Linked DNA regions of Homo sapiens: region 1 is linked to region 2. A link is a loop called in an ENCODE intact Hi-C map of the cell type or tissue named here. Cell type or tissue: PC-9. All regions are shown on one strand. Each heading gives the region's core, and the rest is flanking DNA. Links, peaks and the distances in the headings are about the cores only. Region 1 overlaps CCNY (cyclin Y). Region 2 overlaps CCNY (cyclin Y).

Region 1 (4,394 bases), core at 249-4,248, 72 kb before region 2:
TGTCCTATTGTCCTTATGAATTAATGCATGTGAAGTAGTTAGGATACTATTTTGACATACTGTGGGTGCTCAATTGTATTACTATTATTTGGGAATTCTTGAAGAACAGTTAATTAAAAAGTAGGTTGAAGTTTATTGTGAAGCATCTCTAATGTGGTTTGATGTGAAGGAATTTGGGCTTATCCTTTGAGCATTAAAAATTTTAAGCAAAGAAATGGTATGAAGGAAGTGTTTTAGAGGTATTGAAACCCTGGCAGAATGGCACAGGTTGGATCCGAGGTAGAAAGAGAAAGGTGGTAGGAAGGCTGACGGGAGAAAAAGTAATCCAGGTATGACCCAGGGTATGTGCTAGGGTGGTGGCCATGGACCATGAGGGAAGGACTGGGTTGCATTAGACCGTTCCTTTTTTTTTTTTTTTAGCAATCTGGAGGATTTTTAAGGTGATAAGTTATCGGTCTGAGGAAGTTATTGGATAGCTAATTTGGAGATAATTCAAAACTAAACCCCATTAGATATACAGCTCATTTTAGTTGCATATCAACTCATTTGATATACAACTCAATTAGTCCTACAGATTGATTTTAACTGCTTTATCTCATGTCTCTCTTTATATACGTTTACGTAAATATATGTGTGCATTTATGTGTGTGTGTGTGGTATATAATACTTTAGGTTTTGATACTTTTAGGTCATTCATACAGCATTGTGACTGCTGAAATTAGGAAATAGGCTGACAGATTACTAATTTCTAGGCAAACTTTATAATTAAAAGAAGAAATAGATATGGCTGTAATTTTTTTTTTTTTTTTTTTTAGTACAGTTCAAAATAAATGGTGCCCTTTGGTCCTGCAGATGGTTTCTTTCTTATCTAGTTTTTTCTCTACATGAAAAGTTTTGCTGACTCCTGTTCTTAATTTTCTATTGTTCTTAATTTAGGTCCTATGTCTGTGCTTGCCTGATTTTTCCTGTGACTATCTTTTACAGATAAAATAGTGGAAGAATCATCATGTATATAAGTTCAAGAAGTTTTCATTAAGCTGCTAATTTCCTAAAGAAATCTGGATCATGGTGCATCCTTTGTTTGTGTGTGGGAGGATATAGTGATACTGAATGAATCATGTCTTGCTCTGTAGCAAGAGGAATATTTGGTAAAGTTGATGTTGTTTGCTTTGGTGAGCAGTGGAGGTGGAGTGGGATCCGACCCCAGTGGCCCTAAAAGCAGCGAGCCCTAGAAACCAGGCCCACCTGGGTTTTCCTGGCTCTCTCTCACTTGTGCCCTCTTGTTTCTCATGAAAATGTGAAGCTGCTGTGATATTTTGGGGTCTCTGATTTGGCACAGGTAGCTTTTCAGTGACTTTGCAACTACTCTTTCTGCATATCTTCAGTTTGAGATGAACATGTTTGTGCAACTCAGCAACTCAGCACCTGATGGGGATTCTGGAGAGTGCACTGTGGGATCTAGGATCACCTTACCCAGTTCCCAATGACCAATTCATGAGGAAGTCGCAATCTCACACCAGAATCTCACTGGAAAACAAAATCAGACTCTCACCTAAAAAGTAGGGACTGAATATGAAGTAAACTTTTTTAAAGCAAATATGTTTTCAAACCGCAAAAACAGATGCTTTCTTTTGGCAGTTTTGCTCATCAAACCTAAGCTGAATGTGAACGGAGACTAATTTTTAACTGTTAATTCACAGCCTAAATGGCAATGAGTCTGAATTCTAATTTCAAAATCTTATTTGAACTCTGTGTTTGGCTGACTGAAGTGAAAAATGTATTGTTGTTTACTGATTCAGAATCATACCCTGCAGCATTTTAAGCCAATTTTGAGCAAGTCATGGCCAAGTGTAAATTTGCGTACTTAACATTTATTTGTTAGTCACACAGCCAGCCCAGTGGATAGGCCTGTTTGAAGTCAGGCTGTGTGCACCTATGCCAGTGCCGGCTCTGCTTTGGGGTGGGATTTTGGGTGTAGGACGAGGTTCAAAGGACCTGGCTGAGGACGGCCACACGGGTTGGACAGGCCGCTTCTGGAGAAGCCCACTCAGGTGTTGTTCCTGGATCACCTTTCTAGGCCAAGTGTAAAAGGAGAGGGAATTTCTTTGTTAAATTCATTCCTGGTTTCAGGGCCCTTTTGTTACCTTCTCTTCCACATGAGCTCCCGTCTCTGTGCTGCAGGAAGTTCAGAGGCACGGTTTATCATGGGTGCTTGGCACCACTCTCTCTCTAACTATGTGGATCCTAACTCCAGTCTCCTGATGGTCAGCTTGACGCGGGTTCACTGGATCAGTGCCTTCCAGTCCTGGGCAGGTGCTCTGTTTCTGTTATTCTAGAACCCCCGACCCAGGGAACACAGAGCTTGCTGGTCTGCCTTCATTTTCTCACCTCCAATTTAAGACCAAGTAATTTTATTTTGCCTTCATTTGGTATTTAGAAGCGTCGGGTGGCTTTTGTCAGGGACAGTTTCATGCCTCTCTGGCTTTTGTCCGTGTTGCCTGGTGCTCTTCTAGCTGGCCCTGCTGACTGGAGTCTGTGATGGACTCCCATTTTCTTGAGCTGAGTCACTTGTTTTCCTCCAGGATGCCGTTCCCTACAGCTCATCCTGCTTGTTTTCACTTACTTTCCTGTTTTCTGCCCTTGCTCTTATATCCAGGCCTGTTAGATCTGAATCTAGTCATTCTGCTTTCTCTTCAGAGGTTTCTCTTGACAGTAAATATAAATACAGTAATTTCTGTGGGCCAGATATGGTTCTCAGTGTTGGGTGAATTTTAATTCAGTCTCCGTAACAATCTTAGGTGGATACTCATCTCCATTTTGCAGAGGGGAAACTGAAGCACAGAGAAAGTCACTGCCCCACAGTCATCAGGGTGCCAAGTGGAGGAGTCAGGGTTGAAGTCAGAAAAGCTGGCTCCTGAGCCTGCACTCTTAAATGCTATTCTATATTCTTTTTAAAACATTTTTTTGACTTATTTTGTATTCTATAAATATTTTTGACTCATTTTTCCATCTAATTTTACACCTTTCTATTCTTTTAAAATTTTTTTAAAATTTAAATTTAAAACCTACAGTCGTCAATAAAACATTATTCTATATTCTTGCTGGCTCGTGGCACCTCAGCTGTCTGGAATCTTCTATGTGGCCTCCTTGATCCCGGGATGAGTTAGCTTTTTCATATGATATTCAGCTACAATTCTATATAGGCAGTTGTGTTTTGAAAAAAGCATTGGACTTAGCATTAGATCCGAGCTCCTGGCTGCAGTGCATGACTGATTGTGTGGCCTTGTCTAAGCTCTGTAACCTCTCTGACCTGCGTTTCCCTGTCTTGTAGTATGAGCTGACTCGTGGGCATTTGAGAAGATTAAATGTGAGTAAGTAGCAAGGTACTTGACACATAAAGGCAATCAGAAAATGGCAGTTATTGTGCTTGTAATTTAAAAAGTTGAAAGCTGTTATAGACTTTCAAGATATGTTGTTTTATGTTTACATTTAGTCAGTTAATTCTGGTTTATAATTGATTAGGCCAAGAAGAGAGGTCTCTTAATCAGCATTCCATTAGAGATTTATTTATTTATATTTGCTTATTTTTTTGTCATTTAAGAGTTAAAGGAATAGAGAGAATTGTGCCATTTAAATGAAATCTTTTTAGCATTAGTTACGTGTTAGGATGTCTGTTTATCCTTCATGATTTTTTTGTTTTATTGCTAAAAAACATGGACTCATTTAATTGTCTAGCTAGTAAAAGGCCTTTATAAAATTTTTCTCTAAGAGCACAATAACATAGTATTTGCTTTTATTTAAGTGCAGTCTTTGTAACTGACTTTACATTTTGTTAGATGGTACTGAATCAACCACAGTTACTGCTTTAGTTAATAGCACTGAAAAATCACTTGATTTGTGAATCTATTTCTAGTGTTTTGTATGCTGAACTCTCCACCTCCCCAGTCTCCTAAAGTAAAATGACTAGTTGTCCTTTGGTGGTGTTTAGTCTGTGTGATGTTTGCCTTTAATTCATTTCCACTTTTTTTTATAGAGTCTTTTTTCATTTATTTAAAAATTTTCGGCCAGGTGTGGTAGCTCACACCTGTAATGTCAACACTTCAGGAGGCCGAGGCAGTTGGATTGCTTGAGCCTAGGTGTTCGAGACCAGGCTGGGCAATGTGGCAAAACCCCGTCTCTACAAAACATGCAAAAATCAGCTGGGCATGGTGACGCGCACCTGTATTCTCAACTACTTGGGAGGCTGAGGTCCGCGGATTACCTGAGCCCAGGGAGGTTGAGGCTACAGTGAATCATGATTATACCAATGCACTCCAGCCTGAGTGACAGAGGGAGACCCTGTCTCAAAAAAAAAAAAAAATTCTGCTGAAAGAGGCTTTTTTTTTTTGGTGGGG
Region 2 (4,394 bases), core at 66-4,065:
TAGTTTGGGGTGTGTGGAGGAGGGTGGGTACTCAAAAGCCATGAGTAGTTGAGTGTGCAGACAGGTCCATTTGTGCGTGCTGGGCTGCCCATGCCCTTGCCAACCTGTGGCCACCCCAGTGGCAGGGAACCAGCCTCTGGCCTCCAGTTAGGCAAGGCTCTAGGACCCAGCTCTGCGTTAGGCCTTTGTCTTCCATTAGTGGGATTTATAGTCACATAATCTCTTGGGTCATAACTTCCTATAAATTGACAATGGACACACCTGTCTCCTTAGAAGATTGCTCTCCTGAAGCAGTAGGGTGAGTCCCAGGCACACAGCGAGCCCTCAGCAATGTCTGCTCATTGACTTGTGATGTAACAGGTACTTTGGGATCCTCACTGGGGATCTCTTGAGCCAGCCTCTTCCAGGACCCCTGGCAAGAGGAGCCACCCCGTCCTGCCAGTGTAAGCATGTGTTCCAGAGATGTTTTCTGCCGCCTGGTAGACAGCCAGTCTGGAAATCGTACATGCTCCTTGGGGTTGGCATGTCCAAATCAGAAGTCAGCGTCTTTCCTCTCCTGCCAGCTTCCTCTCCCTTGTCACCTAATTTTTTATTTATTTATTTATTTTTTTGAGACGCTCTGTCGCCCAGGCTGGAGTGCAGTGGCACGATCTCGGCTCACTGCATGCTCTGCCTCCCGGGTTCACACCATTCTCCTGCCTCAGCCTCCCGAGTAGCTGGGACTACAGGTGCCTGCCCCCACACCTGGCTAATTTTTTGTATTTTTAGTAGAGATGGGGTTTCACCATGTTAGCCAGGATGGTCTCGATCTCCTGACCTCGTGATCCCACCCGCCTCGGCCCTCCAAAGTGCTGGGATTACAGGTGTGAGCGACCACGCCCGGCCTCATAACCTAGTTTTTAAGAATAAACCCATTGCTTGTCTGGGTCTTAATGGGCACCCCCAGAGTCCTGTAGTCAGTGTCTAAGCTGCACCTATATGCCCTGAATTTCTCCCATCCTCCCCTTCCTGCCTGGACTCTCGTTTCCTCCTTCCTCACCCAGTCTGTGGCGAGCCCCTTCCCAGTCTCCTGCCTCCATCATGTCCTCTCTCAAACCTTTCTTCCACCTGTCTGCAAGTGGAGCTTCTCTTAGGCCCCTCCCTGCCTGACCGTCTGTCTCCTCACCACTGGAACAGTGAGACACCAGCACACACACAGAGCCCTTTTCACCCTTCTTGTGGGTCCCCTCCCCTCCAGGCCTGAGAGGCCATCATCTGTGGCATGCTCTGCCCGCAGCACCTGCCCTCTGTCCATGCTGGCCCAATGGCTGCCTCATAGGTGATGCTTCCCTGTTTCTCTTCATTCCATTGATTGTGATAGACACCTTTCCTTGGCTGGAACACCTCTGAAATCAGCACAGTCAGTGACTTGCCAAAATTTAATTGGCAGCATTTTTTTTTTCTTTCTTAGTGACACATAGAGTAATGGTTTATCAGAAAATCAGTGGCATTACGTTCAGTGCAGTTTGCATATTCCTCTGTGTGGAGGTGATTATTTTTGTGGTATAGAAATAAATAGCTTTCTGTTTATCTGCTGGATTGCATCTTGCTCATGGATAGGAACTGTGCCTTTCACATTCCGCAGTCTCTGCAGTGGCTAGCACATAGAAGAAACTCACAAGCATAGGGGAATGAAGGAATGAAGGCAGGGCATCATGACCCACCCTGGGCAGACTTGCCGTGGCACGGTGGCAGTCTTCCCTGAGTAGTGGCTTTCTGTTTTGTGTTGCAGCTTTACCTTCTCCTACCTTCCCTAGCTTTGTTAGAAAACGACACATCCATTATTTAGGGACAGGAGGATGTAGGTTTTTTTAGGCTCAGGTGGTGTATTTGGGCTTTCCTATTCCGGGTCAGAACTCAGCATGACCGTGCCACCCTCAGGCCAGCTCTCCCCTCTCCCCTCTGCAGTCTTCTCTTGAGGTGCATGGGGGGGGGAGGGCAGGTATCAGGTTTCTTGGCCAGGCCTCGCCCTGTAAGTCAGAGGCGCTCTTTGGGTGCCGTGGCTCACTTTTCTTGGGTGCATCACCTGACTCCAGTATTTCATCCCTTGGGCTTTCCAGTGTGGAGAAAGCTGCTGATATAGTACAAACTCAGATGAAATCATTTAGACCCAGAATGTCAGTTTTCTCCGTACCTTTTATCATATCCTCTCTCCTGACCTGCGCTGTTCCCAGTCAGAACATTGCTCAGTGAGCACAGATCCAGAATAGAGGTTAGCAGGGATAATTCCCCCAGGCTGGGGGGAGTTTGATGCCCCGTCTACCACAGCCTTGTCCTACTGTTAGACAGCACCTGTGGCCTGCTGGTAGCCATAAACTTACTTTTCAATTCTCTTTTTAAAAACTCTGAGCACCTGCATTTCCCCTTCAGTTGGCACAGACTGATAACCTTGTAAATACTTTTCATAGCTTACCATGTTTATAGCTTACCTTACGTGGCTTATGTTTTTGGCTGGCTGCCCCGTGACATCTAGGGAGGCAGCTGAATTTCAGGATAATCTGATGCAGTCACCATGTAAGAATAGTTAATGCCTTGGAATGATTGCCTGAAGATAGCGATCCTCTGGAATCAGACTGCCTGAACTGGAGGCTTAGATCCAACACTCTCCACATAATCTTGGTGCATATGATCCATTTCCACATGATTTCCCTCAATCTCAATTTTATCACTGTAAAATGGAGTTAGTACCTCTTTGTGAGATTGTCAGGAGGACTAAATGCATAATCCATCAAAGCACCGAGCCCTGTACGTAAGACAACACAAGTTCTCAGTAAATATAATCCTTACCCTAGAGTGTAGGTTCTCATTTGCTCAGCTGGATTGAGTTTCTTCCCTGACTTGGGTCTGTGCCATCTTCTAGCTTGTCTGTGCTGACAGCTCCTCTGTGCTGACTGTGACACCTTGCACCAGAACACTGGGCCTGACCAGGAGGAGAAGGGATGGATACCAGGACAAGAGTAGAGGGTGGCTTCTGTGCACTGCTGTGCCCAGTCCCATCTTTTTCTGTGTTTTCCTTGATAAAGATAGATCGTGGACCCCCACATCTTAGAGTTGCTTCCAGGTTAGGCACAGTGGCTCACTCCTGTAATCCCAGCATTTTGGGAGGCTGAGTGGGGAGGATTGCTTGAGCCCAGGAGTTCAAGACCAGCCTGGACAGCATAGTGAGACCCCCCCCCCCATTTCTACAAAAAAATAAAGATTTTTTTTTTTTAAAGAAAGAGTTGCTTCAACACACCTTGGAAGCAAACCAGAAAGAGGCCAGGTCTGAAATTATATCAGCCAGCATTTGATAGCAGCTCATTATATTAGAATACACAGCACTTTAAGTCTCACTTAAAAAATAAAATGATAACGTCACCTCCACCATGTGTCAGGATAGATTTCTGATGGATTGACTAGTGGTAGAGTAAATGTAACAAATACAATCATAATCATCTAGAAATAGTATACGTGAATATTTAGTGTCAGAATGGGGAAGGGGCATGTAAGTTTGTAGAAGCAATGAAGGAAGTTGCCTAAAAATGAAAACTCATGTCCAAATGCATCTAACAATGAAATCATCAGTGATGGAAATATCACAATCTATAGGAAAAAGGATTAATGCCTTTATGTATTAAAGAATTATTATACAATCAGTCAAAATGCTAACACACCAATAGAAAAATGGGCATATTTCTGTTGGCATGTTCATATATGAGCACATGTATACTTGCACATACTTATATACAAATACATTCATATGCAAAAGTACACATCATGCTTGCTTTGTATATATGCGCACAAAAGAGACTCAAAGGATACACATCAGAATATTAATAGTGATTGTCTCTGGATTGTTGGATTAAACAGGTTGGGCCTCTCAAATTCAAAAATTTGAAATCTGAAATGCTCCAAGATGGATCTGCAACTTACTGAGCACCAACCTGATGTTCAAAGGAAATACTCATTGGAGCATTTTGGATTTCACATTTTTGGATTTGGGATGCTCAAATAATGCAGAATTTCAAAATCTGATAAAAAATATCCTAAATCCACAATACTTCTGGACCCACGCATTTCAGATAAGGGGTGATAAGGATACTCTGTGTGTGTGTATGTTTTATGTATCTCTGTGTTTTCCAAGCAAGCTTTTAATTTTTATTTGCAGTTGCATTTTCTTCTTTATATGGCTCTGTATTTTCCAAATTTTCTGCAATAAGCATGCATTTCTTTTCTGATTAGCAGAAAGTTTTAAATGGATGCCACTTAGCTGAAGTTTCTGTGCTTCTGAAGAAATCCTTTGGCCTTAGATATTCTCTGTGAGAAACAGAAAACCTCTCAAGTGTGTTGGCAGCTTAGGTGGATATTTGTTCTTT

What was found. Peaks named below come from ENCODE experiments on the same cell type or tissue, not always from the same donor. Only the 100,000 strongest peaks of a DNase experiment are listed, where the experiment ranks them.
Region 1: it touches region 2 in a loop (5-fold over the local background); 3 of 110 quality-filtered maps call a loop at or near these places.

Annotation. Positions count from the first base shown.
Region 1 is chr10:35,419,131-35,423,524 of GRCh38, forward strand. All of the region lies in intron 1 of CCNY (cyclin Y), which reads left to right. Among named protein-coding and RNA genes, the nearest start is that of CCNY, 85 kb to the left of the region's middle. In PC-9, for the core only: no CTCF peak of the experiment used is centred there; a DNase peak (open chromatin) is centred at 2,571; H3K27ac peaks cover 2,997 bases.
Region 2 is chr10:35,491,029-35,495,422 of GRCh38, forward strand. All of the region lies in intron 2 of CCNY (cyclin Y), which reads left to right. Among named protein-coding and RNA genes, the nearest start is that of GJD4, 110 kb to the right of the region's middle. In PC-9, for the core only: no CTCF peak of the experiment used is centred there; a DNase peak (open chromatin) is centred at 2,463.